2 separate regions of the Homo sapiens genome follow, and region 2 is linked to region 1. The links are chromatin loops, found by intact Hi-C in ENCODE. Cell type or tissue: heart left ventricle. All regions are shown on one strand. Links, peaks and the distances in the headings refer to the core of each region. The heading gives the core; the rest is flanking DNA.

Evidence for each region. A loop is a pair of places that touch in the nucleus more often than their neighbours do. Peaks named below come from ENCODE experiments on the same cell type or tissue, not always from the same donor. Only the 100,000 strongest peaks of a DNase experiment are listed, where the experiment ranks them.
Region 2: it touches region 1 in a loop (17-fold over the local background); 29 of 110 quality-filtered maps call a loop at or near these places.

The regions. Positions count from the first base shown.
Region 1 is chr11:41,450,888-41,467,280 of GRCh38, reverse strand. LRRC4C (leucine rich repeat containing 4C) reads left to right here and starts at 7,629. Exons shown (of 7, transcript NM_001258419.2): 1 at 7,629-7,850. In heart left ventricle, for the core only: a CTCF peak has its summit at 6,015 (motif pointing left); no DNase peak of the experiment used is centred there; H3K27me3 peaks cover 3,041 bases.
Region 2 is chr11:43,269,955-43,286,347 of GRCh38, reverse strand. No RefSeq gene overlaps it. Among named protein-coding and RNA genes, the nearest start is that of API5, 34 kb to the left of the region's middle. In heart left ventricle, for the core only: a CTCF peak has its summit at 7,519 (motif pointing right); no DNase peak of the experiment used is centred there; H3K27me3 peaks cover 766 bases.

The DNA.
Region 1 (16,393 bases), core at 2,880-10,879:
CAAATGAGGTAAGCCCTGTGATTGCCCCAGTTTACTGTTGGAGACAGTTTCCAGGCTGTATGGTAAGGAGGGAGACCTTAGGTGGGTCCCAGAGTCTCCCTGAGTGGAAGCAATAGAGGCTGGAGTCTGTTGTGGCCCATCCAGCTAGAGTTCATAGGACAGAGTACCAAAAGGAGTACACTGTGGAGTGAGAAAGCTCTTATGATCTGCAGAATTAGTCTTCATGTTAGTCTTCATCAGAGGACTAATCAGAGGATGAGGGAGAGGAAACTACCAGTACTGGGGAAATAACTACCTAAGAAAGCAAGAGGAACAATTCCAAAAGATCACAAGAAGCCAGAAATATTTTATGTTCCCACCAGTCAGAGAGGAAAAACTTCATAAGACATGAGCATCAGGTAGAATATGCAGCGGGGCATTGCCTCAGTAGTGGGGGAACATTAGCCTTAGACTAAGGCTTCTCTGGTCTTGCCTAACAAAGCTTGAATTCAAACAATTAGAAAGCTCAAAGTTCTTCCAAATAACTGTGTTCTAGAACAAACTCTAATAATCATATTTTGATCTGGCCAACATGGTGAAACCCCGTCTCTACTAAAAATACAAAAAAAAAAAAAAAATTATCCGAACATGGTGGCATGCACCTGTAATCCCAGCTACTTGGGAGGCTGAGGCGGGGGATTGCTTGAACCAGGGAGGTGGAGGTTGCAGTAAGCTGAGATTGCACCACTGCATTCCAGCCTGGGTGATAGAGTGAGACTCCATCTCAAAAAAAAAAAAAAAAAAAAATTCGGCATCCAATAACAAAATTAAAAATTGTTGACATACAACAAGAATTATCAGACATGCTTAGAAATAATAATTTATAACCCACAGTGACAGGGAAAGATAATTAACTACAACCAATTGAGAAATAATGGAGATGAAAGATTTAGTAGAGAAGAACATTAAACTATATAAATATGTTTTGTGTTTTCAAGAAAGAAGATGAAAACTTAAATAAGTTAAAGAGAGGAATGGAAGACTTAAAGATCCAAAATAATCTCCTGTAGATGAAAACTGTAATATTTGAGATTTAGCCAGGCGTTGTGGCTCATGCCTGTAATCCCAGCACTTTGGGAGGCCAAGGCAGGCAGATCACCTGAGGTCGGGAGTTCAAGACCAGCCTGACCAACATGGAGAAACCCTGTCTCTACTAAAAATACAAAATTAGCTGGGCGAGGTGGCACATACCTGTAATCCCAGCTACTCAGGAGTCTGAGGCAGGAGAATCCCTTGAACCCAGGAGGCGGAGGTTGCAGTGCGCGGAGATCTTGCCATTGCACTCCAGCCTGGGTGACAGACTCCGTCTCAAAAAACAAACAAACAAAAAATTGAGTTTTAAAATATGCACAATGAAATCAATAGCATATTTGTTAATACCACAGAAAAGATAAATGTATTTAAAGATTTAGCAATAGAAAATATCTAAAATGAAACAGAAAAAGACATGAAAAAGACAAGAGATTATCAGTGAGATGTAAGACAACATTAAGTAATAAGCTGCCTACTATGCATGTAAATTGCAGTCATCAAAAACACGGAATAGGGACAGGTAAATGATATGAAGAAATAATGTCTAAATTTTTTTAAATGTTGATAGAAATTATAAACTCAAAGATTCAGGAAGCTCATTAAAATCTAAGTAATATAAACCTGCAGAAAGCATCATTAAATTACTTAAAAAATGCAGAGAAAAAGAAAAAAAATCAAAACATCCTCAGTGTAAAAAGAACCATTATGTACAGAGGAACAGTAGCAGATAGAGTCGGAGTTTCACCATGTTTGCCAAGCTAGTCTCAAACTCCTGACCTCGTGATCCACCTGCCTCAGGATCCCAAAGTGTTGGGATTACGCTGCACCCAGCCTTTTTTTTTTTTTTAATAATGGAAGCAAGAAGACAATGGACCAAAACTTTTTCAGACACACAAAAGCTGAAAAAATTCATCACCAGCAGTTCCAAAGTATGTTAAAGGAGGTCCTTCAGCTAGAAGAAACATGATAACAGATGGAATCTATATGTATAGCTATGAATGAAGAACATAGGGAATTGTAATAATGATATGTCAGTAAATATCAATTCTTTTTCTTATTTTTAAGTCATCTTAAAAGGTCAATTGACTAAAGAGAAATAATATCAATATATTATTGGGTTCATAACAAATGTGGAAGTAAGGCATACGACTAAAGAAAAATAATATCAATATACTATTGGGTTCATAACAAATGTGGAAGTAAGACATATGACAATAATACACAAAGTCTGGAAGAGGGGAACTTGATAAATATTGTTGCATACTTACATTCTACATGAAATGGTATTATATTACTGGAAGGTAGGCTATAACTTAAAGGTATATACTGTAAATCCTACAGCAACCTTCCCCCCTAAAGAAAGAAAAGAATAGGCCTGATGCGGTGACTCACTCCTGTAATCCCAGCACTTTGGGAGGCCGAGGCGGGTGGATCACTTGAGGTCAAGCGTTCGAGACCAGCTTGGCCAACATGGTAAAACCCTGTCTCTACTAAAAATACAAAAATTAGCCGGGTTTGATGGCCTGTAATTTCAGCTACTTGGGTGGCTGAGGCACAAGAATTACTTGAACTCAGGAGGTAAAAGGTTGCCGTGAGCTGAGATAATGCCACTGCACTCCAGCCTGGGAGTATGTCAAAAAAAAAAAAAAAAAAAAAAAAAAAAAGAAGGAAGGAAGGAAGGAAACCACCAAATAAACCAATGAATGAGATGAAATGACATTTTAAAAATATTCAATCCTAACAAAAGTAGAAAAAGAAGTAAACAAAGGGTAGGTCAAACACATAAGCAGAAGTGGCTGGACAGCAGATTTCAATCCAGCTTTATCAGTAATTACAACAAACTCAAATGATCTAATCATTCCTAATTATCAGGTATTGTAATATTGTGTAAAAAAGTAAGACATAACTATACATTGATCAAAAGAAACTTTAAATAAAGGTGCACATAGGTTGAAAGTAAAAAGATGCAAAAAGAGATAGGCTGCTACTAGTAATCCAAAAAAAATTGATGTGGCTGAATCAATGCCAGATAAAGTAAATTTTGTTAAAAAAATTACTGGTGAAAAAGAAGGTCATTTCATAATGATTTCATAATGAGTATTTAATCCTCAACATATATGTGTCTAGTAACAGAGCTTCAAAACCAGGTAAAACTGATAAATCTACAATTACAGTGAAGGATTTTGATAATATAGTGATAGAAAATCATTTAAGAGTATAGAGACACTAAACCACATTACCCACCAACTTGTTGTAATTGACATTTATAGACTGCTTCACTTAACCACAGCGGAACATACATTATATTTAAGACCACAAGGAACATTTACCAAGTTATGCCATATTTTGGGTCACAAGGCAAATCTTAATAAATTTAACAGAAATCAATTCATACAAAGAGTGATCTCTGATCACAATGGAATTAATATGAGAAATCCATAACAGAAAGATAAATGGAAAATTCCCAAATATTTGGAAATTAAATAACACACTTATAAATAAACCATGGTATAAACAAGAGGCCAAATGAAAAACCAGGTTCTCTTCCTGGTTTATGAATTGACACCTTCTTGTTGCATTCTAACATGGCAAAGAGAGAGATTTTCTCTCTCACATCTCTTATTAAGAGGGCACTAATCCTACTTAAGAGGGCTCCACCCTCATGACCTAATTAACTCCCAAAGGCCCTTGTAGGAAAGAAAAAGTAGTATCTTTTCCCCCCTCATCACAAAGTTTATGGCTGAGGTCCTTATATCAAATAAAAGATTAACAAGATGAAAACATACAAATGTATTTAATACGTTTCAGGTGACATGGGATCCTTCAGAAATGAAGACCCAAATAGACGGAAATTTATGTATATTTATGCTTATATTTGATGAATGGTATACAGTCATATAGAAGAACAATTAGAGAAAATGGTAAGATTTAAAGGTAATAAATTGGAGAGAACTTAGTGAGGCCCATTTGTTCAGATTCTTCTTGGCATCTCTGTGTTTGCAAGGACAAGAATTTCTCTTTTTTCAGCGTATGGGGAGGGCCCTGCTGAAACAAAGGTTTTATGACCTTACTTTAGTAAGACTAGCTAGATTTTATGGCCAGTTTCAGGGGAGAAGGGAAGAGGAAAGCGAGAGTGACCTTTCTGCTTCTGTCATTTTCTTAAATGTCGAAGTGACATATTTTGGAATAGTTTTTCTTGAATCTCATCACCCCACTTCCAAATATCATAGCATTAGGGATTAGGGCTTCAACATATAAATTTGGGGGGACATAAAATAAGCACAGAGGTCTTTTTTAAATACCAATACCTTAGTGTTTGGTGACACTATTGGCTTCAAAGTAAGTCTTGGTGAGGAAGGAGTGTTTGCTATTAAACTTCCTTCCAAATATCCTGTTTGAGTCAAGATATCATACAATCAAGAAAGTGATTTCCCTTTCCTGTTGAGTCTTAGGACACATATATAAAGCAAGAATGCATATACAGTCATTCCTAGGTATTCATGGGGAATTGGTTCCAGGACCCCTCTGTGTATCAAAATCCATGATTGCTCAAATACCTTATATCAAATGGTGTAGTATTTGCATATAACTTATGCACATCCTTCATAAATCATCTCTACATAACTTATAATGCCTAATACAATGTAAATACTATGTAAATACTTGTTATATTGCTTTTTAAAATTTGTATTCTTTTTATTATTGCATCGTTATTTTTAAAAAATATTTTATGAATGTGGGACCATGGATACAGAGGGCTGACTGGGATGCATATAATAAACTTTTAAAAAGTGGCAAATGTTACATAACTATAGGTTTACAAAAACAAGATCAAACCAACTCTTTGTAAAAATAAATTTAAAAACACATCTTCAACACCGAAAGGATTGATTAAATCATTTATCTTCTTTAACTTGGTGGTCCACAAAGCCAGACACATAGTACAAATCAAGTATCTACTTTATTTATAAGACATTTGTAGCACTGATAGATCACTTACTATGTGTCAGGAGATATGGTAAGCACATAATAAATATTAATTCATTCCAGTCTTAACAATAATCCTACTGGGTACATATTAGTGTCCTGCTTTCAAGTGACATAGCAACCTGATTTCAAAGACATTTTTTTAAAATTAAAAATATAAAAAAAAAGAGAGAGAGACAAAGTGCACCCCCACCCCAATAAAAGACAAAGATGTATGACTTGTAGAGACTAATCACCCTATATAAGGAAAAATTAAAATTTGAACCTAGATCTATCTAAATTCCAAAGGCCAGTTTTTAACACTACATTTTACTGACAATTTTGCCAATTAGTGCTGCGAGGTGGTATGTACCCATTAGTTATATTTAAGTAACTGAAGGCTAAGATGACATGCTAGAGTCTTTTAAACATTTCACACATTAACATAAATAGAATTGATAAAGACCAGTCAAGAGTCTTTGTACATTCTACATATGTGTTGCCTTTTTTAATGTTTGACTCCTAAACATGAATAATTCTTTCAAACTAATTTTTATAGACTAATTGTATTCATCCAATTTACAAACTGTTTTGTAGTTTAATCTAGTAGCTGCTATATTACATACAATATGTTGATGCTATACTTTATAGAACAAAATAAAATCACTAATAGAAATAGTATTATATGCAAGTCTAATCTTAGTTAGTGGCACAGTGTTTTTTCCAATATTAATCATAGAAAATCTACCAGAGTTATGAAAAATGGTGATTTGAGAGGGATATTTGGAAAAATATAAAATGTAAGTTATTCTCTAAGTTCTTCTTTGCACCTTAAAATTTTGTAAAAATTCAATTTTTTCATATTAGTCCCATCAATTTTATTAAGATCTGTGTTTACTAAATAAGATTAAATTCTTGCCGTTCTTGGAAGAATTATTTTACCTGTGTTTTCTTTTGTGACATCTGCTGGCAATACCTGGTATTACACTGCACTATAACTCACCTTTATCTACCTTCTCCAACTGTCCAATACTTTTCCAGATAATAGCAATTTAATTCAACTTAAAGAATATAGTGAGTGTTCTGAACTAATGAAAAGGTATTTTAATATGAAACTGAATCATAGAAGCAGAAAATTTAGCCCTCTAGAGGCTGATAACTTATTTAGCATATTACACATGTATTTTAATTTCATTGCTTGGTACTAAAAGAGATGTATACTTTTTTTCTGAAAACTTTAAGCTCGTTTCAGGCAAAAATGTTATATATTATAATGCTTACGATGGACAATTGTCAACCAATCCCTCTAGTGACACTGTCCCACACAGATGTTCTCTACAATTTCATAGCTATGTGATTTAAAAGTGTACATTAAAGTAAAACTGTGCAGGTGTCAAGTCTAAATTCATGTTTAAAAATGAATGAACTGTACCTAAATTGCTATATACATCGGATCCATGGCTGTGAAGCAGAATGCATGAGCAAACTTTTTATATTACCAGGAATCCATTTATCTATAGTCCCATCAGTCAAATTCAGATACTTGTTGCCAGCTCCAAGCTTTATAGTCTGGAGCTGGTTTTTGAAATTGCTTTGTATTTCCATTTAACAGCCAGGGAAGCAGCATGTTAAAATTTTCCTCGGTCTCCTTGGATCCTATTTATAAAGCTAATTTGTCTCCCCAGACATTTTTTTTTTTTCTCTTTTAAATGCCAGTTCTAGGCTTCTAAACCATTAACCCCCCTTCTTTATCCCAAGCAAAATACTGTCACAGACAACGCCGTTGCAGGACAGTGATGATTCCGATGATGATATAGTTCTCCCAGGCAGGATACAAAACATTTCGTCTTCTGGCCGGAGATGGATTCACTGCCCTCCCTGCAGACACGCAGGCTCACACACGGAGCACTGGGAAGTACACATTTACTGTACTGCATGCCGACTGCCTTGAAGAAACTGTAGCTAACCACCTTATTAGTATTCTTGCCTCCACCGTGTCTCACTTGCAGCATCAGAGGGCTGAGCAAATGCAGTAGAACAGGGACAGACACAGCTCTGGCAATCATCTCAATGCAGGCTGCCGAATGTTGGGGGTGGGGGGATGCAGCACTTCGAGATTAATAACCTTGCCATAATCCGGGGCACCCTGCAAGCAGACACCTCTGCTGATTGACCTGCTACTGGCTTGATGCATCTGCCTGGGGGAGAGGGATCCGGAATCTACCTAGTCCTGGGGCCCCCCTGATTTTGGATGTTCATTTGATCCTTCACAGATCTGGGAAGGTAACAGCGAGCCGTACCATCTGCAGCACACAGCAGCTCTTGGAGGTTACTACTGACAGTTTTCATTACACTGGTTTGTGTGAGTGCGTGTGTTTGTGTGTGTTTGTGAGTGTGGGTGCCTGCTTTGCATGAAAGAGAATGTGTGAGTGTCCGTGTGTGTGTATGTGTTAGTGTGACAACCAAAGCAGGTATTTCGTACAGTAGGAGATTTCAACAACGTGACAATATTCTCTAGGCACTTGGGCTCACTGTCTGTAGCCCCCACCCCCCGCCTTTCGCCACCTCCTTGCTTCCCTACTCCCCCTTCTGCTTTTGCCTTTGATGAGTTTTTGGCTTACTTTTTGGCGGAGTCTCTTGGACACGTTTTTGCTGGTGCTGGAAGATCAGATACATGGAACCTTTGAAAACTGATTATTTTTCTCCGATATGACTTAAAAAAAAATAAAAAGAAGAAAAGAAAATAGAGTAGTGCACGGCAAGCTAGAGGATTGTAAATTTTCCTTGGTGAACTTTGAGGATCCATAAAGAAGGTAAGTCACGGGACTCCTCAGATCTCAGTTCTTGTTGTCTTGCAATGTTTGTGTTTTCCTGCTTGTTTTCGGAAATGTATATGCAGTTTATATGCTCATTTTTAGAGATTGGAATGCTCAGAAGAACTCAGTGTGTGGCATTTTGGGGCTATTTTTTATGCCAAGGAGGTTATTTCCATTTGTATAACCATCCCCCCATTCCTCTTACCATTTTTGTACCTCTCTTGTTTATCTAACATTTTCACAGGGAATTCTGAATATATGAAATATGGAAAAAAATAATTCCGCCTTTCTCCTGCCTTGCAATACTCTCTAAATTTGAGGAAAAACATTAATCAGAAAAGCGACTGGCAGAGGCTCTGAGTTAGAGGCAAAGTGTATCTGCTCAGAGACTGGGGGCTGGGGAGGTGGGGATGTAATCCGGACTTTCACGATAACTTAATAGTAGACTTCCCCCTCCCCATAGCTCTATTTTTTTCTTCTTGAATAGTTATATCTGCTCTAGAGAGTAGCGAATGCGTGGAATACAGAAAAGCTGCTTCACCAGCTCTTAATTGGAGCAAATGAGAACAAAGTGGAAATTGTTTAGTATTTTGAACCTCTCTCTTTTTGCACTGATTCTCTCGCTATTGCATCTCATTAACCTTTTGGAATGCAGTGTCCCCTGATTAAGACTAGTGTCGCTCATTTTGGAACATCCTCTTACCCTACATGGTCCCCCGAGAAGGGAATGTGCTTGAAAATTGCTCTTAATTGTCTATTCTTGGCTGTAAAAGCAAGTGGCATGAGGAATTCAGGTGACTTTAGTCAAACATCTTGCCTAACTCAGTCTCTTTAGTTTCCTGGTAGTTAACTGTGCCTTTCTTCACCCGCCCCCCTCCCCCCCACCACGCTTTTCCTTCAAAGTGAAACGCAGACAATATTTTACCTGTTTCAATCCCAAAGTTATTTAATTAAAGCAAAATATCATTTCATTGTGATAACGTCTGTGTTCCTGTGTCTTTTAGTATTTTTATCTCTGCATTGGCATCAATTAGCTTCACCCCAGGAGTAAGAATCACTTGTAAATAGGTTTCTAAAATGCTGAGACCTCACATGAAGGCAACAGAATCTTACTCTTCATCTGCCAGTGCATGTGGATGGTTTATCCTTAAGAGAATAGTGTTAGTTCATGGACTGTTAGCCAACTTGAACTGTTACTGTGGACACGTTCATGGAAGAGATGACAGGTGTGTTAACTAGGTAGAGAAGAGCATACCTAAGTGATTCTCTCCAGCTGTTGATGTCTATGTATAGAAAGAAGATGCAAATTGTAACATAATAGATTTATTCAGAGGCTACGTTGCCTGGGTCAAAGATTTATGAGAGCACCCAAGTTGAGAGATGTCAGGCATCATACTCAAAACGTTGATTATATATATATATTTGTTTTTAAAAAAAGGAGTTACAAAAAGAAAACAAGCAAACAAACAAACAAACAAAAAACTTAAAGAAGAGATTATACTCTGGTATTACCCTAGGCTATCCTAGCCTTTCATCTATCTAATATTTTTTGCATGATGATTTTAGAGAAGTAGGTAAAAGAGGACAACTGTGAGAAGCTGCCCCTCCTCCACCCCTGGAGCAACCTTGTACCTGGTACTCCAGGCAGAGCTCTTGGTAAAAATTACCATGGGAAGACTCCTGTCAGTATAATTTATAATATGTCTTTCATGTCAATGATTTATGATCATGATATTTTTATCTGTTACCCGTAATGTCCAGGTAAATTTTTCTTATCTAGAAAGGAGGTCTGTTGTTTTCTTTTTTTAATTTTTAAATGGCTTGAGCCTAGGAGAAACCCTAAACAAAATTTTATTTTCTTTATGGAAAAAACAATCTGAGGTTCATAAAACCTGAAAGTGAGAATAATATATGAATAAGAAACACGAAGTTTCTGTTGTAAGGAGAAGGATCCTGATACTCCAAGTGCCAATGGGTCATGGCAGGGTATTGGAGGCTCTCCAAGCTCTGCCTGGACAATCAGCATTCCTTAAGTTGGTCAGCCCTTTATTAACCTGTTTCTTTTGGCAACTAGTCCCAGGTATAGAGGACAGCATTTTAGGTCATCTATTTAGTGTTAGGACTGTTCTGAATAGAGAGAGGTCCTTTAAAAATGTCGTTCTGGAATTTGGCAAATTAGTACCTCTCTCCATTGAGGCTATTTAATGTTGACTGTTTTCCCATTCATATTCTCACCAAATACTGGTATATTTAGATGTGTGGTGTTGGTAAAAATTAATTGCATAGATTATTCTCAATACTACCTCAAAACAAAACAACAACAACAACAAAAGATACCAACTTGGTTTTTGTGTATTAAAGATTTAATAATTGTAATGAGTGAATCTTTTAGCGATAGCAACACTTTCATGATCACTTATTTTAGGCTAGTAATAGAAGTGGGGGCCAACTCAGGATTTTCTGATTACAGCTTATGAAATGTGCAAAGCATTTCTCCCATATCTCAAGGGTTCCTGATGGTGTTTGCACAACTGTAACTTTGCATCTGTATTTTCAGCTCAGGCCAGAGCAATGATAAACAGCTTTTGATCAGAACCAACTCCAGATCCATGCCTTTTTCAGTTTTATTTTGTGGTAGAGAGGGTTTTGACGTTTACCAGGGTTTGTTTCATTGCTTAGAGAATTCAGAAAAGAAAGGTAAATGGGGGTAGGGAGCTTTCCATTTCAGTAGGAGTAACTTGTCACAGCTGCTAAAGAAAAGGCTAAAGTTCCCTAGAAGCAACATATGCAGAGTTATATTTTTAAAAGAATGAATTGGTGAAGGGTTTCTCTGAGTTTATTGGGGAGAATAAAGGACATTCCGTTTCTTCTCCATTTGTCAGGCCTTTCTCTGGGACTCTGCTAAAGTCAGACAAGGAGGCCCAACATTCTCCAGTGTGTTTCTGTGTTTTTAAGACCCAGGGTACTTAACACATGAATAGCTCTTTCCCTCTGTAACAAACAGGGTTGACAGCTGGAAAGTCAGCTACTGAGAACCTTTAAAAAAAAAAAGCCAGGAACATCACCTAGTAAGAAGTTTAAGAGCAGAGAGGAGCTTTTGGAGCTCTGGCCCTGGAGGTGGGTAAGGATCAGGTGGATTGAACTTGAAATTTTGATTGCTGAGTCATTACAACAGCCTAGAGCTGTATGTTAGCTCAAAGAGCTGAGCTGATGCTGAAACTGTGGCTAATAAGAATAGGCTAAGAGCATCAGCCTACAACAGAAAATGAAGGATCTTGGAAGAAGAAGATACACTCTCTGATGACAAATGCTATTTGTATGTCCTTGGTACTGTTCTCCATCACTTCAGAACAACCTCTCAGGGACCCCAATAAATTACAAAATAAAAGATGGATTAATTGATGTGTGAATAGAGCAGGGGCTTTGCAATAAATTAAGCCAACTCACTCAATTATCTGCATCTCCATTTGGGACTACTCAGCAGTCACAGATAAAATGGGGAGTGGTGGAGGCTGGGGTTAAAATTAGAAGAAAAAAACCCTCTGGATTGAGAATCAGAAGATGTCAGTCAAACATTGCAAGTATTGCTTAATGGTTGGTAGGTCATTCAAAGTCTTGGAACCTTGATTTCTTCCTATATAATTTGGAAATAACTATTCTTAACTCATAGTGTTGTTGTGAAGGCTATGATGAAATATTGTAGAAAAAAGGATCTACAAATATACACTTATGTAGAAATGTAATGTGTTACAGTAATGATGACTTTATGTATTGTTCAAGACATAAAATGATTCCTCCAATATAATTTCAAGTTAAAGTGTTAAGCAGAACTGGTCTATTCTTAATGATTAGTGATTAACATTTATGTTGTTATAGTTTTGGCGTTTTCCAAATGTGTTGACTCTAACTCTTTTCAGTAATTTTTGTGGTACATTCTTAGTTACTTGTGAATATGTGTATGTGTCGTGTGTATGTACATGTGCATGCATACATGCATAAATTATTAGCCAATCTATATGAGGCATAATTTTAGTTTCATGAAAAATAGAAAATGTATAATGACCTGAACTCATTTTCTGGATATCCAGAAAATGTAAGAAAAACTTGACTTCCCCAGACTTGGACATACACAGACTACTAGCAAGTTTGCACTCACCAAATAACTCCAGTCCACAATGAGGCTGTTGATTAGAATTTGAGTTACACTTGGGAATTATATAAATAAAATATACATTTATAATAATAGCACAGCATACAGTGATTTTCACAGTGAGCTGCATTTGGTGGAGAGATAGACCAGAATTAAAAAGCTGACTTGGAAGTTATGACAGCAAGAGAATATGGTATTGAGAACAGGCTTTGTAGTTGAATAGAATGAGATCAGATACCTAATCTCATGAAGCCTTAGCTGTCTAATCTGTAAAATAGGGACAATCAGTTATAAGCAATTCTGTGATGAGTGAATGAATAATTTTATATAAAGCACTTAATAAAATCCTTGACACAAAATTGGACTTCTCTAGGTAGCTCACATATATTCTCTCATTCCTGTTCAACTAGTTTAAGAATAGGAAGACCATACTAATTCAGTGTATTTATATTTTTATACAGGGGGTAAAAATCCCAAAACTAATCTGAGTGCCAAATAAAATTGGAGACAGAAAGCTATATTCTGAAAGCTGTATTTCTGTAAATTAGCTCATTTCATGTACCATGGCTTCATCAGACCCTTTTCTGGAGCAGCCTAAGTACCCTTTTCAGATGTCATTTCACTTATACTCAGAACTTTCAAAATGATACCGAATATAAGGAGCAATAGTCACGTGCATCTTTCCATATGTGGTTGCAGAAACACAATTCAGATGTCAGCAAGAGGTGTTAATATTGCTCTTTATCTAAAATCTCATTTTGTTCACTGTTAATAAAAGGATGCATATTTATTAAGCACCTACCAGGAACAAGCGCTACAATCATTGCTGTGGGGAGTATTAGAAGGATTCTCTGCTCATAGCTATTTGCTGCAATTCCTGTATTTGGACAGGGAATGCTGCAGTCTTAAAGGCGGCCCCTTGGAATTTTGACTTGATAGTTAACAAGAATTAAGATTCCTCTGCCAGAATCTGACCTATGTGGGGCTGTGTCATTCTGTGTGACCTTTATTTTGTTCAAGAACATATCAGAAAAGATGTAAAAAGCCTTGTTCTTACTAATGTAGCTGAGCTGAGCTGTCAGTGATGAGTCCAATTCTGCTTTGCTAACTGCACGGCTGGTACCACTTGACCCAGGTATTTCGGTACTGCAAAGTCAGCCTTTCCCTGTGCATGGAGAGAACAGGGTTTTGTCCTTCAGGTTGTGGGTTCTTTTTATCCTTAAAATGAATGGATGAAGTCTGCTTTATGACTTTGTGAGAAGAAAGACAAGATCCATGCTCCCTGCATTTTAAAGCTTCATGCCATAAAATTTGATTCTAGGAGAGTTAGAAAGGAAAGAGGGATGTCAATTGGTCAAAACAGCAAACACAAGTTCATTGGCCTCTACCACAGCCTTAAGCATCAGAATTTGTGGTTGAAGCTTTGCATTGAACTAAGGAAATTCCTTTTGTGATATACTGCAAAATATATTACCAACACACACCAAGAAAATATAATGTTATAATCAATTATCTCATAGAGTCAGCAAAGGTATTCTATGTGCCAGGCACTGTGCTAGGTATGTTAGATTATTTATACTTCTCACATACAAACACACATACACACACACACACACATACACACAAAATAAGCAAGGTAACATTATTATTCCCATACTACAGATAAGGCAAACAAAGGATTTATTTGCCCCAAATTCTGACTCACTCCAAAGCCCATGTCTGTTCTTTTATGCCATGGTTTCTTTTATTTGTAGGATGTGAACCCAATGCTTCTTCACATAATTATAGACAGTCCAGAGCAAGCCTTCTGTAAATGCAAATCAAGTAATCACATTCCCATAATAGGGCCGACTCTATCAGTGGAAAGATGTGATGTTAGTATCTCTAAGGGGCCTCTGAAAGGTGCTTCTCTGAACCAATGGGTCCCTAATATAGTACATGATCAGTACCATATTTTTGTGGTCTTTGGCAGAATCCATAAGTTGAGGCAGATCTCTATTTAACTTTGACAGTTACTTAAATCTTATTAAAATGTCTGATGCCATGTGCATGATTGTACTGCAGTTACAGGACACAGAGGAAAGTAAAGAAATGAAAGTCTTCTCTGTAACACTAAATCTTAAGTGACATTAAGGAGCATTTGCAGAATTTACTTTATGGGTAGCATGTCCCAATATGTTATGTCTCATTAGTAACATACCTTTGGGAAGGTTACTTTTGTAGCTGTATTTCCATATCTTACCTTGTAGTGTTGTAAAAAGATTAAGAAAAATAATGCCCACAAAGTATCTAGAACAGAGATTAGAATTTAATTGGTACTCAGTAAAAGGTATCTCATTATTATAATAATTAAATTTACTTATAATCATTAGTAGTAATAGTAATTATGATAATAACTTAGCAGTTTCAGTTTGTATAAATGTTGTTGTACTCTGCAGTGCCAGAGACGATACAAATTATTACCAGCACATGAATAAACAGAGAAGCAAATATTCTTGTTTGTCTACTTATAAAAATATAAAACAGAGGAGGGAAATTATCTTTCAACATATTGATGTCAGTGGGGGACATGATGGAAAAAGAGTGACTGGTACAGAACATTCAAGGAGACCAGAGAAAGAAAGAGAACGAATTCAGAATTTCATAAACTGGGGAATTCTTTCTAAAGTCAGGTTCTAAAATGTGAGCCATTAAACTCATTGCTTGGCTGTAAACAAGAGAAAAGGTCATATTATGAAAGCTTTCTTGAAAAAGAGAGGAAATAGCAATCTTTCTTCCACTTAAAACTGTCAAGGAACAAAGAAAATTTTAACACCAACTTTTCTCTAATCCCTGTAAAAATCCTCTAGCTTTTTTACATAATGTAGATATTCAATTATATTTTATCTGTTTTTGATGTTCTAGCTGTTCCTTTACATATCTATTGAGCAAACACATTAGCATGTTGAATATTTGATAATAAGTTACTTAAAGATGAGAGATTTCAATTCCTTGTGTAAGTCCTTTCAATTTATACATTCATGCTTTAGGTAACAAGTCACAGAAACAAAGGCCAAGTAAGCACACAATGGTGCAGGGTGTACATTTTTTCAACCATATGATTGGAATTAAAACCTGTGACCATATATACCTTGACCCCAGTAGATACTCCAAATGGAAGAAGTAAAGAAAATAATCCATATAAGTTGAGACAAATGTTTGAATAACATAGTAAAAAATATGTGTGAAGTGAAAACATTTAGGAAAAAATCAATCTAATAAAGGCATACTCTTTCCTGAAAACAAGCAAATGATTAATAACACAGACAGTGGATGGGTTTGCTAATTTTTTGCTGTTGGAGACATCCACCATGCATAGTGACAGCAGTCTGAATACAGATACATACAAGGAAAAAACTCTACTCTCCCTTCTTCAAAAGGAAAGCCATGTTTATATGTGACTTTTGCTCAGGGTCATTTTCTCTACCAAGGTACCTGGACTACTATTAAGCATTAAACATATTATCAGTCAACCTGTTCTGATTCCAGTGCCCAAGTAAGAGCAGATATAAAAATAGTTTAAAATTTTTCTGAGTGTTCCCCTGGCTGCCAGCACTTTCATGAAATAGGTCTGTTTTGCTCATGAATACCTAACTTCTTCCTGTGTTCATCTGGTTGATGCTATTTCCTGTTTTCCCTTTCTTTATCCTTGACCTGTCATGCCTCACTGCCATGACTCTCCTGGATGTGTTTGTGCTGCTTCAAGTTTGATTTTCATCTCTTCCATCACTATAAGCACTGCTGCATTTTTTTTAAGCTTTTGCTAAATGGAATTCTGTTCTTCCTATCTAATACATATTTTTCTCCAAGACTAATTTGTCCAGCACCATATACATAAATACACATACACACACACACACACAAAATCTATATCTATATCTATATCTATGTATGTCTATGTGGGTGGGGGTGTTTAGTTTTTAAAATAACCCTATTCCTATTCCTGAACCTCAGAACGATGTCATGGATTTAGGTCAAGAACACTTTTGCATAAGTCAGTCAGAATTCTCAATGAATGTTCTTGTGGGTAACAGTACATTCTTTTGCTTCTGTAGTCATTTCGATGGTGTCATTTATTCAAAATTTGTTTATTAAACACCTACTAGACTCACTGTTCTATCACAGTTATGATGTGGAGCACAAAGTTGTAAACAATCCGATTTTTCCCTCAAATGTGTTCCTATATTATTGTTGACATTATATTGACAGAGGAGCAATTAACTTGCTAAACAAGGCAGCACAGGATTCAGAACCAAAAAATAATAAAGTCAGCACGTAAAACTCAGAGAAGAGAGTTATCCCTGAGGAATTTGTGGTTGGGAAAGATTAAAGAAGGAAGGGGAATTTGAGG
Region 2 (16,393 bases), core at 4,334-12,333, 1.8 Mb before region 1:
CCCTCCTGCTGTATCGCAACTACTGAACTCTGCCATTATTTTGCCATTATAGCATGAATACAGCCATAGATGATACATAAATAAGTTGGCATGGCTGCTTTGTTTTCAAAAATAGTGGCGAGCTGAATTTGGTCCACAGGCTGTAGTTATTGACCCTGCTTTAGGCCTCCAAGTTTTGGGAAAGTTTATTTTGCTGCAATAGATAATGGAAATAACCTGCCATATTCTTCTAATTATTCAAGGTATCCTCATTTCTCAGAACATTCCACAGCTACGACTTCATCCATGATGACTCCCTGGTGTGAAACGCCCTCGTTTCTTAGGCCTGGCCCCAGGAAAATTGGAAAGTCAGCAGTCTGTGTTTTTAGCCTCCCTGTTGAAAGATTCTAGGAGAACCAAAAAGAAGTGGTTAAGTGCTTCTTTCACTAGGAGGAGAAGGTGCCAGTTATTAAGTTCCAAATGAGTGATGGGGACTTTTTCCTGCCCCAGAACCCTACGGCTCCATGAAGTCTGAACAGGATGACTTAAAACTGCATAAGAGGCAGTTGAAGGGAAGTCTCTTAGCCTGATCATCTTGTTATATCATTAGAAAAATTCAATTGTCCCAGTAAAATGATGGCTTCTGACCTATCAATTCACATGTTGCCCAGAAGTCTCAGATTTCCTGGAATTTCTACTAGAATTCCTAGAACTCTAAGTAATAGTCTTTAAAAATCAGAATTATTGTATAATGAAGGGTTAATCACCAAGGAAATAGAGTCCCACCTTCTTGTTACTTCAAACTGGCCACATATCTGGTGGATAAGAGTGCCGATTCCCGAGTCCAGCTGCCTAGAAGAAAATCCTGTCTCTCATCCATTTAATGACTACATGACCTTGGGCAAATAATTTAATACTCTAAGTCCAAGTTTTTCATGTATAAAGTGGTGATAGTAATTGTATTTATCTTTAGGATTTTTGTGACAATGGAATTATATAATTTTCATGGATTTATCACCGTGCCTGGCTCATACTAAGTACTCAATACATTGTGGCTATTACAATTATTAACTCGCTGTCAGTCAATTCAATAGTTTCCCAATTCCTTAGATTTTATCATTTTAATCATTTCCTGAAGTGTTCTCACCTCTATAACTCATTGATTTGTGTGAAAAATGTTGGGAATAAGTAGCACAGTAGTAATTAATCTCAACTTAAGAAGGAGGAAAGTGAAGTTGAGGTGTTAGGTATTATTCTATTCCCCCAGTTGTCTTTATTCTTGCTCAATGAAGCTGGCAGGAGACAAGCATTATTGTTCCATATCCTTGGTTTACAGGGGGGAAGAAAGAGGCAGGGACTTAGGAGGGGGCAATGAAGAACTAACATTTAACTGTTTCAGGGCAATTCCTTCAGAGGCAAACCCTGAGAAGATCTGAATGAAGGAAGTTGATTTGAGAGTGTTCTCTGGACCAACATCTGTTGGGAGGTAAAGGAAGCAGGAATGGGCAGAGGGAGAAGCTGGGTGTCATTTAGTTGAAACAAAGGCCTCAGTCATCCCTTTGCAGCCCTGAGGCTGGAAAGACCCTGTGGAGTTGACCCAAATGAGGCAATCAAATTGGGCCTTTAAACCCACCAACTGATGAGTCTTTGGTTGTGGGCCACAACTGGTAAGGACAAGGCTACTGTCTTCAGTTGGGAACAATACCCAGAGGGGGACTTAGCTGACAACACTCTGCTGAAGGTTTTAGGGGGATCTGGGTGACCTCCCACAGCATTAACAACATACAGCTTCTACTAAGTGCCACGAATTGTGGTAAGAACTTTCACACACATCATTTCATTCACACCTCACATTTCACAACAAAATTGTGAAATAGCCAATGAAGAGAGCTATAATATTTTCAGTGCCTTGTGTATGTCAGATGGTTTCAACCCTTAGTTCATATAATTTTCCTAACAACTTGTCAAAGTTGGAATTATTTGCTGCCTTTTATGTGGTAAAGATAAACTTAGGCACGTTAAAATTTTAACAGCTTTATTTAAACAAACATTGATGCGTGAATTAGGCAGCACCAAACTGCAAGTGGCTCAGGACTCCACTGAAGGGACCCAAGGGGAAAACTTTTGTTCTGCATATGCAGAAGCAAGGCAAAGAAAATATTGGATTGAAAGGGAACAGTAGTTTTAAGATCCCTAGTTAGAGGTCAGTTGTTGGTTTCTGATTGGCAAAGCCCCTAGTTAGGAGTTACTTGTCAGTTTCTGATTGGTAAAGCTTAAGTTTTGTTTTCCTAGGATCTGACCCATTCAGGCTGAGTTGGGCTTTGGTTTGCTTACATAAAAACTCAGAGTGCTAGGGTGAAACCTCGTCTCTACTAAAAATACAAAAAATTAGCCGGGTGTGGTTGCGGGCGCCTTTAGTCCCAGCTACTCGGGAGGCTGAGGCAGGAGAATGGCGGGAACCCGGGAGGCGGAGCTTGCAGTGAGCCGAGATCACGCCACTGCACTCCAGCCTGGGCGACAGAGCGAGACTCTGTCTCAAAAAACAAAGAAACAACACTCAGAGTGCTAGAGTTGCCTTAGTGTCATTGCTTCCCAATTAATTATTCTAACAGATAGAAGAGAAATTGGCAGTTCAGAAAAGCCAAGTTGTCACTCAGGATCCGAACTCAGCTCTGTCTGACATCAAAGGTAGTACTCTTCCCACTGGGCAGTACAGACTCATGTTCTAGATGAGGAACTTGAGGTTTAGGGAGGTTAAATGACTTACCCGAAAATCAGAGCTGGCGGAGAGCCGAGTTGGGGCTTGAACTCAGGTCTGTTATGTGATGCTGTTTCCCAGGCACCATGCTGCTTTGCAGGATTGAGAAAGTTGTGCCCTGGGAAAGATGAAAAAGACCATGATACGGTGGGAAAACAAAAGGCAGCTAAGATGCAGCTTAATTTCTCTGAACTCTGTTAACTGTCCCTAACACTACGAGGGCATCAGGACACTTCCTGACAGCTGCAGTGTATCAGCTTTGTGCATTTCACTAGGGATGGCCGAGAAGGATTTCAAAATCTGCCTCTCAGTTTAGCCTCCCCCACTCCCCCGCACCGCCCCCGGCCTCTTCTACTCCTGTATCAGCCTCTATAGACTAGACACAACTTTGAGTTGGGGGCTAGAAAATCTTACTTGGGAAGATTAAGTAAAAAATTAAGTCAGGTTCCTTTGGCTGTGCTATTTGCTGCGCGTGGGGGCCACTAGATGGCGCTCACCGCCTATTCCTGAAACTCCAGTTTGTCAGTGGGGGCTTGGTTGCCTCGCTCCCTCCCTCTGCGCTGTAATAACAGTATTAATAGCTAATAGTTATTAAGAAGTTACTATGCGCCTAGTAAATTACTATGCTAAGCGCTTTACATAAATTATCTCATCTAATCCTTACCATAACCCTTGAAAATAGGCAGTTATCCTTAATTTACAAATGAGGGTAAGTAACTTGCCTGAGGTAACAAAGCTGATAGTCTCTGAGTCAAGCCTGGTTTCAACCTGGTCCTCTGACGTTAGAGCTTTGACCTCCACATTCGATCGTCTCTCCAGTCCTTATGTAACAGATGACGATGAGTGCTTGCTCTGTGCCGGATGCCACCTTACAGCTATAAGTAGTGGGATCCAGGCTGTGAATCTCAAACTTAACTACATTCTGTTTCTGTCTCTCTCTGAGTTACCTTCTGAAGGTGACAAAAAACGAGACTATTGGACCACTCAGACTCATTGGGGCCCTAGGCTGATTCTGGAGCCACCCTAAGATTCTCCCCTTGAGCACCTTCTGCTTCACGGAAGAGAGCTCTCCATAAGCTTACCCTGCTGCGAGTCAGCCCAGACTTTGAGTCAAATTCAGGTTAGAATCTCAGCTCCATTCTTTACTGGATCAGTGTAATTTTGGCTAAACTTCTCTCCAAAGTAACTGCTTTCAGCTCTGCTCCCTTGGCTGTAAAAACACAGAGTCACAGTCCTCAATCTTGCAGTGTTGCTGTGGGTCCACAGTCCAGGTTGAGAAGGGGCATTTGAGAAATGCGGGTCCCCTTACCCTCCCTCTCTGAGTTAGTTCCATGGTGTGAGGCAGCCCAGGAGGGGCGTTGGGCATGACTTTTCCAAAGTGGGTCAGAGATCCTTTAAGATTGATGACATCCTTTCTGGAGATGCTGAGAGAAGCAGTTACTTTATTTGTGTATCTGCTCAGTATCTCTTTCCCTCTCTAGACTGGTGCCCTCCCATAGGACTTTCTGCATTTATGGAAATGTTCTATAGCTGCATTGTCCAACATAGTAGTCAGGTCACACGTAGCATTTGAGTACCTGAAATGTGGCTAGTGAAACTGAAGAACTAAATTTAACCTTTATTCAATTTTTAAATCTTTTAAATTTAAAATTAAATTTGTAGCTAGTGGCTACTTTATTGGACAGCAAAATGCTAGACAGCTCAGTGTTCACTATCGTATCCCCAGAGCCTGGCACAGCATCTGCCCTTAGTTAGTGCTGGATACATATGTTTTAAATAAATGAATGCAAATTATCCACATGAGTCTTCCTAAACTACAAAAGTAGGCATTTGCATGTAGGAAGGCTTGGGGTCTGAGATAGCCAGAGGTTTAGTGAGTACTGTATTCAGGAAAGAACGAGAGGAGGAAACTATCAAACGTGTAGGTATCACCTAAGAGAGGGAATCTGAAACAGACCACGGACTATGCCGGGTATAAAGTACTAAGTTAAGGAACATTTGCCACCTCCCTATTTTGTTGTTATTTCATTTTTCCTGCAGTGATTAGGAATCAAATCCTTAAAGCAAGAAGGGAACTGTGGGCTCGATGGCAAAGTCCCGAAGAAGGGGAGGAGCTGGAGAGACTGTATCACTGCACAGTGAACTCTGACGGGGAGAGAACCCAAGGGATAGAGCAGGAGGCAGGAAGATGGCAGGGATCTTGGGCTTGTGTGGGAGGGAAGGGAATAGAGATATTGCTCTGGGATTTAACAGTCTGGAGGCTCAGTTAGGTCACCTGGTGTAAACTCAGTTACCTTTATAGTTCCTACTTTGAAGTTAAAATTGGAGAACTGAGAATACTGGCTCTTTCCATTTTCCTGCCTGTGGAGTCTCTCTGGCCTTAGCCTCAAGCAATTTCCCTTTCTCTCTTACTCTCTTCTCTCCTTCCTATGAGCCTAGTGTAAATTAATAATAATAATAATCAACATTTATCAAGCACATACAGAGACTCAGAGTCTAAATGGGTTGTATCTTTTTTTTTTTCTTGAAACGCAGTCTCACTCTGTTGCCCAGGCTGGAGTGCAGTGGTGTGATCTTGGCTCACTGCAACCTCTGCCTCCCAGGTTCAGGCGATCCTCCAACCTCAGCCTCCTAAGTAGCTAGGATTACGGGCATGTGCCACTACGCCTGGCTAATTTTTTTTTGTATTTTTAGTAGAGATGTGGTTTCACCATGTTGGCTAGGCTGGTCTCGAACTGCTAAACTCAAGTGATCTGCCCACCTGGTTCTCCCAAAGTGCTAGGATTACAGGTGTGAGCCACTGCGCTTGGCCTGGACTGTATCATTTAACCCTTCTACCGAGCTCTGAGGTAGCTGATTTAGGCAACATTTATCAATTGCTTATTATTACCAAGCACTGCTCTAACTCTTTAAATTTTCACAACCACCCCATTTTCCATGGGTAGGTGCCATTGTCATCATCATCAACATCCTTCAATTTACAAAGGAGTGCTCTGTGACCTGGAGGGGCTGAGTAACTTACCCAAGACTACACAGCCAGTGAGAAGCAAAGCGAAGATTTGAAACCTGGGCAACTGGGCTCCGGAGAAGAACCCTACTGCCAGGTTCTGGGAGTTACTTTATAGGTATCAACTCTTCTAATCTTGATAATAACCCTATAAGGTGGAGATAATTATTATTATACCCATTTCATGGGTGGCGAAGCTGAGGTTTAACGAGGTTAGGTAACTTGTCCAAAATAATACAGCTAATTAGATCTGTGGCCAAGATTTGAACCTAGGCAGTTGGACTTTTGAGGTTACTCTTTAAACCCTTGGGGTGGATGTTCTGGGTTGAATAATATCCTCTCCCAATTTATGTCCTTCCTAGAACCTCAGAATATGAACTTTTTTGGAACTAGAGTTATTGCAGATGTAACCGGCTAAATTGGGATTATACTGGAGTAGGGCGGGCCTTTAATCCAACATGACTGGTACCCTTATAAGAAGAGAAGAGACACCCAGACAGACGGGGAAGATGTCCATGTGGAGATGGTGGCAGACATTGGAGGGAAGTATCTATAAGCCAAGGAATGCCAAAAACTGGCTGCAAACACCAGGAGTTAGGACAAGACGAGGAAGGATCCTTCCTAGAGCCTGCAGAGAGAGCCTGGCCCTGCCGACCTGCTTTCAGACTTCCAGCCTGCAGAACTGGGAAAAGTCTCTGTTGTTTTAAGCTACCCAGTTTGCAGTAATTTGTGGCAGCAGCCCAAAAAAACTCAGACAGTACGATATACATTTTAAGACGGAGATGGAAGTGACAATTTTTTTTTCCTTTTTTTTTTTTTTGTTGAGACGGAGTTTCACTCTTGTCACCTATGCTGGAGTGCAATGGTGCAATCTTGGCTCAATGCAGCCTCTGCTTCCCGGGTTCAAGCAATTCTCCTGCCTCAGCCTCCTGAGTAGCTGGAATTACAGGCACACATCCCCATGCCTGCATAATTTTGTTTTTTGGTATTTTTAGTAGAGATGGGGTTTCATCATGTTGTCCAGGCTGGTCTTGAACTCCTGACCTCAGATGATTTGCCCACCTCGGCTTCCCAAAGTACTGGGTTTACAGGTGTGAACCACTGCGCCTGGCCAGAATTGACAATTCCTTCACTTGCTGGTCAGCATGAAGTAGCATAGACTTTGGAGTCGCTCTGAAAACTCAGGTTGAGGCTATGTTTTAGGGATGATGAGGGAACGTGCAAGGGAATAGAAGAGGGAGCTCCACTCCCCACTTGAGGGATTGACCCAGTCCCACACAACCAGATGGCGGAGGGCTGATTGGGTCTGTGCCTCCCCTTAGGATTATGGTTTAGGCTTTGGAGGCAAATATTAATAGACCCAGGTTTACATTCAGGCTCCTTCCTACTACCTGGGTGAGCTTAAACAAATTCCTTTAATTCCTAAGCCTCAGTTTCTTCCTCTGAAAAAGGGGTGATAATAATAGTTTTTCATTTGAGAATGGTTGCCAGGTTTAAATGAGGCAATACAAATAATGCCCCTAGATACACACATGAAGCTCTCAATGAATTATAACTGTTATTCTTCTCCCAGGAAGTGGCAAAGCGACTGAAGGAAGGAATGGCATCAGGCCTGGATGGTTTATGCTCCAGGGCTGAACTCCATAAGGTTGAATGTACGACCTGCAGGGTCCTGCGCAATTCTATGATCTCCCCCCATCTCTGGTGCTTCTCATAGAGCTGGACTCCATGAAATCTTTTACTATAGCCTTTTCTTTCCTAATCCGGTAGGTGGCAATAAGCCTCCGTCATTTTTCTTTATGAAGCTTTTACTCTTCAGCCCTGCTATTGGCTGTGTTGTGGGACGAGGCCATTGGGAGTGATTGAAGCAATTCAGACCAAGGGGACTCTTTTGGGAAGCATTCAGCACCCCTCAGGGCACAAACAGGGCATCAACCTCACCCCAGAGGGACTTCCCAAGAGCTCTTCTGACGATGTTTATCCCCGGGGCGGCCAGCTCAGACACAAAATTTATACTTACAATAAAAGGCCTCTGATTTTGTTCCCAGAGCAAGGATACATCATCTTGCTAAATCCCAGAAGGAGCACAGCCCTACTGGCTAAGAGGTGAACCCCATCTCCCTGGTAAATCTCATGGTGTTTTCGGAGGCAGCTACATGCCCCTGTAAATTCTGAGCCTACAGCATGGACATCATCTGGGACTTCTTAGAAATGTAAAATGTCAGGCTCCACCCCAGAGCTGTTGAATCAGATGGTGCATTTCAATGATCTCCCTGGGTGAATTGTGTAGCCAGGAAAGTTTGAGAAGTCCTGGCCTCCAGGATCTCAGAGGGAAATATTTCTTCTCACCAGCCTATATAATTAGTTCTCTTTAGTCCAGTGGAGAATAAATAATAAGCTAACATTGTCAACATGTGTCATATTTACAAAGGACACTATTACTGTATGCCTAAAGGAGATATATAAATAATATCTATCTATACACACACATATAGTCTTTTTTTTTGTTTTTGAGACAGGGTCTTGTCCTGTCGTACAGGCTGGAGTGTGGTGCTGCAATCTCTGCTCATTGCAACCTCTGCCTCTCGGGCTCAAGCAATCATCCTGCCTCAGCCTCCTGAGTAGCTGGGACTACAGGAACATGTCACCGTATCTGGCTAATTTTTGTATTTTTAGTAGAGATGGGGTTTCATCATGTTGGCCAGGCTGGTCTCGAATTCCTAGCCTCATGTGATCCACCCGCCTCGACCTCCCAAAGTGCTGGGATTACAGGTGTGAGCCACTGCACCCAGCCTACACATATAGTTTTGATGATTTACCTTTCCAATACCCCCTTAGCTCAATCCCATTTAAAGATGAGAAAACTAGACTTAGAAGTACGCAAGTATCCAAGAGGAGAGCTGAGATGTAAGCACAGGTTTTTGGAGTCCACAGTGACTGTATTTCAAAGTAGCAATAGAAAGAAAGGCCAGCATTTATCCAGTGCTTGCTGTGTACTAGGCCCTATGCCAAATGTCAAATGTGTTATTTAACATCATCTTCTTGACAGTTCTAAGCAGAGGAATACCATTGTCCCCGCTTCACAAATGAGAACACTGAGGAGCAGAGAAGTCAATGAACTTCCTTAAGACCACATAGCTGCTAAAAAAAAAAAATGACCTATCTAGAATTATCACCCAAGCCAGTATGACTCTGAGCCTGAGTTTAACACTACAGCTTAAAGTCTTCCTGAGAAATGTCTGAATTCCTCATGTACATGTCCTTTTGAAACACTTGCCTATGATTATAATGTACTTTTGAGTACATTATTAGTTTGATCTTTAAATTAGTACTTATAGCGACTTGTTTCTTCCCCAATGTTTATTCCCTTCTCCTACTATCTATATTAGTTTTCTAGGGCAGCTGTCACCAAGTGCCACAAGCTGGGTGGCTGAAAACAATAGAAATTTATTGTCTCCAGTTCTGGTGGCCTGAAGTCTAAAATCAAAGCATCAGCAGGGCCATTCTTCCTCTGAAACCTGTAGGGGAGAAATCCTTCCTTGTCTCTTCCTAGCTTCCAGTGGTTTTCTGGTAGTCTTCGGTGTTCCTTGGCTTGCAGGTGTGTTAACTCCAGTCTTTGCTTCCATCTTCATGTGGTGTTTGTCCCTTATGTGTCTGTGTTTTCTCTTCTTCTTTTTTTTTTTTTTACCTCAACCCAAAAGGTACAAAAATAGATTGTAATTAGGTAAGTTAAGATGAGGTCATACTAGAATAGGGTGGACCTTGTTTACAATATACTTTTCATTTTTATCCAGGTAACAGAAGTACAGAGTTTGGAGCCATCATAAGGAATGAAATATTGGCATTTGCAGCAACCTGGATGGAGTTGGAGACCATTGTTCAGAAACCAAATATCATATGTTCTCACTTATAAGTGGGAGTTAAGCTATGAGGATGCAAAGGTGTAAGAATGATATAATAGACTTTGGGGACTCAGGGGAAGGGAGGGAAAGGGGTGAAGAATAAAAGACTGACTACACAGTGGGTACAGTGTACACTGCTCTGGTGATGGGTGCATCAAAATCTCAGAAGTCACCACCAAAGAACTTATCCATGTAACCCAAAACCACCTGTTCCCCCAAAACTACTGAAATAAAATAAAATTGAAAACAAACAAAAAGAAGTAGAGTTTCAACAGTCAAATGTCACTCCAAGAACTAGGACCATGGCCTTTCCAGCTCTTCCCAAGGCCTGTTCTGGGAGCCACTTTGTGTTAGCACTGTCTGTGCCTCTCTGGTTATAACCTCATTTTCCTAAGTGGCCCAATGCTCACTTTCAGTGGTTGTTCATTTTAGGTAAATGGCAAGCCAGTGGGACAAATAGGGGCAATTTCTCCCCTCAGGTAGCGCAGACCTGATGCAGGTTAGGTGCCTGAGGAGGCTGTGATCAGCAGGTGGTCCTGACATGGGAATGTCCCGCAAGGCCCAGAGGTGGGTCATTCTTGGCACATTGATGGCACAACAAAGGGCCTCACATGGGGACCCATCACTAGGCTTCGCACTCTCACCCTGGCGAGGGAAATGGCTGTGACTCCTCCGTTTTATTCTTAATGTATATGCTCCTCAACTTACAATGGACTTATGTCCTAATAAATCCATCATCAGTCAAAAATGTCATATGTCAAAAATGCACCTAACGCTGCTAACAGAGCAGATGGTTCCCGACTTTCAATGGTTCCATTTATGCTTTTACCATGTTATGACAGTGCTGGAGTGATGTGTTTTCAGTAGAAATTGTAACCCTATCATGATTTAGAAGGAGCTCCTCTACCTACAATGGGGCTACCTCCCAAAAGACCCACCTCAATGTTGAGAAATCTTAAGTTGAAGCATCATAAGTCAAGGACTGTCTGTATGCATTTTACTTACATAGAAAGGTTACACAATCCATGTGTACATTATAATACACACCCGGGTCATATCTACAGGACAGTTCCGGAGTCTGTGATAGCCCCACTTCCTTCATCTGGGTCACCACAGTCTCAGTGTGCCCTTTGTGACATGTGACCTCTATATGGAAGCAGTCACCAGTGTACCTGTGGCTGAAGGTGGAAGCGCCACGGGCTCACCTCCCTCCCATTTCCTCAACCCTTTTCTCTCCTGTGGGTTTCTTTGCTTTCTAGTCTGCTCCCCACGCTTCCTCATGGTTCTTATTGCTCTCATCCCCCCTGCCCTTCCCTGGGCTTACACTTTTCTGTCTCCCACCCCCAAGCCACCTTCCCTCTCAGCTTGACTCCACCTCCCCCGTGATTTCTGATCTTTTCCTCCAGCCTGCCTTTGGGCTTTGTTGCGGGAAGACAGGGACCCCAAATGGAGGGACCGGCTGAAGCCATGGCAGAAGAATGTGGATTGTGAAGATTTCATGGACATTTATTAGTTCCCCAAATTAATACTTTTATAATTTCTTATGCCTGTCTTTACTGCAATCTCTAAACATAAATTGTGAAGATTTCATGGACACTTATCACTTCCCCAATCAATACTCTTATGATTTCCTATGCCTGTCTTTACTTTAATCTCTTAATCCTGTCAGCTGAGGAGGATGTATGTCGCCTCAGGACCCTGCAATAATTGCATTAACTGCACAAATTGTACAGCATGTGTGTTTGAGCAATATGAAATCTGGGCACCTTGAAAAAAGAACAGGATAACAGCAATTGTTCAGGGAATAAGAGAGATAACCTTAAACTCTGACTGCCAGTGAGCCGGGTGGAACAGAGCCATATTTCTCTTCTTTCAAAAGCAAATGGGAGAAATATCGCTGAATTCTTTATCTCAGCAAGGAACATCCCTGGGAAAGAGAATATGCGCCTGGGGGTATAGGTCTATAAATGGCCCACCTAGGTGTGGCCGTCTTTTCTGGTCTGTAGACTGTAGGGGTGAAATAGACCCCAGTCTCCCATAGTGCTCCCAGGCTTATTAGGAAGAGGAAATTCCCACCTAATAAATTTTGGTCAGACCGGTTGATCTCAAAACCCTGTCTCCTGATAAGATGTTATCAATGACAATGGTGCCCGAAACTTCATTAGCAATTTTAATTTCGCCCTGGTCCTGTGGTCCTGTGATCTTGCCCTGCCTCCACTTGCCTTGTAATATTCTATTACCTTGTGAAGTGCTTGATGTCTGTGACCCATACCTATTCACACACTCCTTCCCCTTTTAAAAATCCCTAATAAAAACTTGCTGGTTTTGTGGCTTGTGGGGCATCACGGAACCTACCGACATGTGATGTCTCCCCCGGATGCCCAGCTTTAAAATTTCTCTCTTTTATACTCTGTCCCTTTATTTCTCAAGCTGACCGATGCTTAAGGAAAATAGAAAAGAAGCTATGTGACTATCGGGGCAGGTTCCCCAATAGGGCTCCTCCCTGGACACTGCATTTCTTTTCACCCTCTTTCCTCCTCTCTTTACTTTCTACTTCCAGGCCTTTGCTCACTGGCTCAGTCTTGTTCTGCTCTCCCTCCTCCCATGGCCCCCACCCTGCACCTAGATGGGGGCCACATGGACTTGTGGGAAGCCACCATCCTGCACACACCATTCTCTACAGCACTTGGACCCTATTTGTAAAAATCCTGCTCCTTTATTTGTTCAGAAAAGCAGCCTTGTCCCCAACCCAACTGAAACCCAGCACATGCCCTTTGGTGACAACAGCCTCAGCACCCTCCTGATGCCAGGCCCAGGGGTGCTTTTTCTTCTTATAGGGAAGGACACCAGCCATGTTCATATAAGGGCCCACCCTGTTCTAGTATGACGTCATCTTAACTTAGTTAATAACAACCTATTTCTAAATACAACTGGTCACATTCTGAGGTACTTGGGATTAAGACTTCAACATTTATTTGTGGGAGACACCATTCAACACATAACAATATCTCTTGAACTCCTGGCCTCAAGCAATTCTTCTGCCTTGTGCCTCCCAAAGTGCTGGGATTACAGGCATGAGCCACCATGCTTTGCTCCATAACAATATCTCAAAAGGCAGTACAGTGGCCTGGTGTGTGGGTTCTAGAGCCAGAGTGCTGCAGTACAAATCCTGGCTCTGTCACTGAATGACTTAGAGCAAGTTACTTGGAGTATCTGGGCTTCAGCTTCTTCCTCTATAAATCAAAGGAGAACCTCAGAGGAGCATCATGAATTAATATACATAAAGCACCTAAAATAGTGTTGGAGTAGAAATTGCTTATGCCCTTTCCAAATCCCCTTACCAGCTGGTGCACCCATTCCTAGCCATGGCTGATAACTCACACCAGTGATCTTCTGTGGAAAAGGTGGCCCATGGGAGCCGCCCTGTTGGAGATGTCTGAGAGTTTGATTTCCCCTTCAAACTGGCCAAGGCTGGACTTTATCTGGGACCACATCCTTGCTTAGCTCTTTCTCCTTGCCTGAGCTCTCCTGAGAGCACAGCCTCAATAAGTCAAGTGCATCTGAATTCCTGCCTCAGGCTCTGATTCCAGGGTGCCTGACCTGAGCCAAGTGCCCTGGATGAGAGTATTAGATTGCTTCGGCTGGGCGCGGTGGCTCACACCTGTAATCCCAGCTCTCAGGGAGGCAAGAGGCTGGAGGATAGCTTGAGCCCAGGAGTTCGAGATCTGCCTGGGCAATATAGCGAGACCCCGTTCTCCAGAAAAAGGAAAAAGACAAACAAACAAACAAACAAACAAAAAAAACAAAAATGAAAGTATTAGATTGCTGTTACCATTAACATGTTCAGGGAGTGTATTAGTCCCTTCTCAAGCTGCTAATAAAGACATACCTGAGACTGGGTAATTTATAAAGGAAAGAGGTTTAATTGACTCACAGTTCAACATGGCTGAGAGGCCTCAGGAAACTTACAATCATGGCAGAAGGGGAAGCAAACATGTCCTTCTTCACATGGTGGCAGCAAGGAGAAGAAGAATAAGCAAAAGGGGGCGAAGTCCCTTATAAAACCATCAGATCTCAAGAGAACTCACTCACTACCATGAGAACAGCATGGAGGTAACTGCCCTATGATTAAACTACCTCCCACTGAGTCACTCCCATGACATATGGGGATTATGGGAACTACAATTCAAGATGAAATTTGAGTAGGAACACAGCCAAACCATATCAGGGAGCCAGGAATTTACCTCCCAAACTCCCTGCCTTCCCCATGATTCAGTACTGCAATTATATATATATATTTTCTGCCATTTATCTTACAATGCCAAGAATGAAAAGTTTTCCCCGTACACATTGACGGGTTCCTGGGCTGAGACTGTCCATGCGCACCCAGGGGAAGCTGTCCCTTCATCATCACTGGCCACCCCTGAGAGTGTGTGCAGGCCTGAAGCATTTCTCTTTGCTTTACCTCAACTTCGGACTGCTAAGTTTCCTCTGCACTTCACTGCAGCAGCCCACTTCTTAGTGCTTGCTCCTCAGTCATTTGTATGGAGGACGAAGTCTACTTTGTGACAACATCTGGGATTAGTAAATGTTGTTGGCTCAGCCTAACCCAGTTCCACCCTATCTGAACTCAGGTTGGCTTGCTACACCTTAGCCCTGTCCCTGTCATCATCATCATCATCATCATCAATCATCATCATCATCATAACTGCCTCTTAGCAAATGACTAGTATGTGCCAAATTGTCCATAGTATATGTAATAATAACAAAGACATAAGTTTTAACCTTCAAAAATACCTTGAAATAATGAGTGACATGCCGTTTTATTAGTGAGGAGCAGAAGCTCAGAGAAGTTAGGTTACTTCCTGTGGCCACACAGTTGAGCCAGACTTTGAATCACAGTCATTTGGGGGAGAACCAAGTGTAACTACTCAAGTTCTTTGTTGAAATTACATTCTCTATAAGCCCTGAAACCATGAGCCATTGATTTTGTCTAGCGAATAGCACTTCTGATAGCTGGTGTTCTAGGCCCTTCCCAGAAATAAGAAATGACATTGTAACTCCTTGAATCTGTCCTTTCCTTTTTTTCTCCAACTTGGGCTTAAAGTTTCCTCAAATTGTTTTACTTCTATTTGCCATCTGAAGCTTCCTTAATCTACTGCACTTCTTCTCCTCCATTCCCCAAGCCCCGGGCAAATTCATGCATATTATTTGCCCATTTCATTCTGTTCCTGAGATTTGTTTCTCTAACATTCACTCAAGTTTATGCCACCCAAGTTCCAATTCATAATAAGATTTGCATTTTCAGACTTACATTTAAATCAAAGCATATGAGATTCTTGTTCATCACAAATATTAAGAAGGGGGTAGTGGTCATGTCATTTGTCATAATTTATCATGATGTTTGGAAATACTTCATTAATTAAGTTCCCAAACAAAGCCTCCTTCTTTCCCCTTTCCAGGAGCCCATTAATTAGAATTAGATTATTTTGAAATCACGACTTGGTAGCAACCTGTGACAGATATCTGGGTTACTCAACAAATCACAGGGGCTCTATGAAATTGCATAGGAAAAGCTTCGCAAATGACAATACCCACTAACAAACTCACCTTTTCCAACAGTTCTCCAGGACACATCCTTCCATGACTCAGGGTCTTTGTGAGTGGGTGTCAGGCTCTTGATGTTTGATGAAAGATGAATGTCTAACAAATGCAGTGCAAATTCAATGGCAATCAATTGCAAAGTGAAACTGAAAATATTGCAAAAGGTGTAGGATTTCATGAAGTCGAGGGAATTGATATTGGAGGATGGTCTGAACCATTGGCAAAACAGGAATCAGAAGAACCCTTATAAATTGAAGCAGATAAGGATGAGGATGCCTGAACTTCTTTGAGAGAAAATGATTAAAATATCAAATGCCTAAGGGAGTCTCTTCGGCAAAATGAGGAAGCCTTTAAGTATTTTTCAAAAATGACTCTCTTATTTGTTCTCACTGAGAGCGTTAAATATGAAATAAAGAATACCCTATTGTGCAATCACACAATTTTGTGAAAAAATTATGCTAAAGGAATCAATGCATGATTTATTCTTTATTCTGGAATAGTAATGACCTACAGCTTGTTATTTATAAGTTTAAATCAATTTTTATAACTTTTCACTTCAGGTTTTATTATTTTATTTTATATATGTACATATATATATGTACATATATATATATATATATATATATATATATTTTTTTTTTTTTTTTTTTGAGACAGGGTCTTGCTGTCACCCAGACTGGAGTGCAGTGGCACGATCACAGCTTACTCCAGCCTCGACCTCCCATGCTCAGGCCTCCCAAGTAGCTGGGAGCACAGGCGCGTGCACCATGCTTGAATCCTTCCTTCCTTCCTTCCTTCCTTCCTTCCTTCCTTCCTTCCTTCTTTCCTTCCATTCTTCCTTTCTTTTCTTTCTTTTTTCTAGATGAGGTCTCGTTCTGATGCTCAGGCTGGTTTTGAACTCTTGACCTCAAGGAATCCTCCCACCTTGGCCTCCCAAAATGCTGGGATTAGAGGCGTGAGCCACCATGCCCAGCCCACTTCAGGTTTTAATATAGAACCCCAGTAAACCTCGTTTTCTCTATTTTCTATGACGTTTTCCTCTCCTTTTAAGTAAGTTCATTCACGGTAGTCAATTACCCCTGGAAATCAAAGCCTGTCTGTATACGACAGAGTGCCTGCCCACAAGGAGCTTCTGGTGTTATT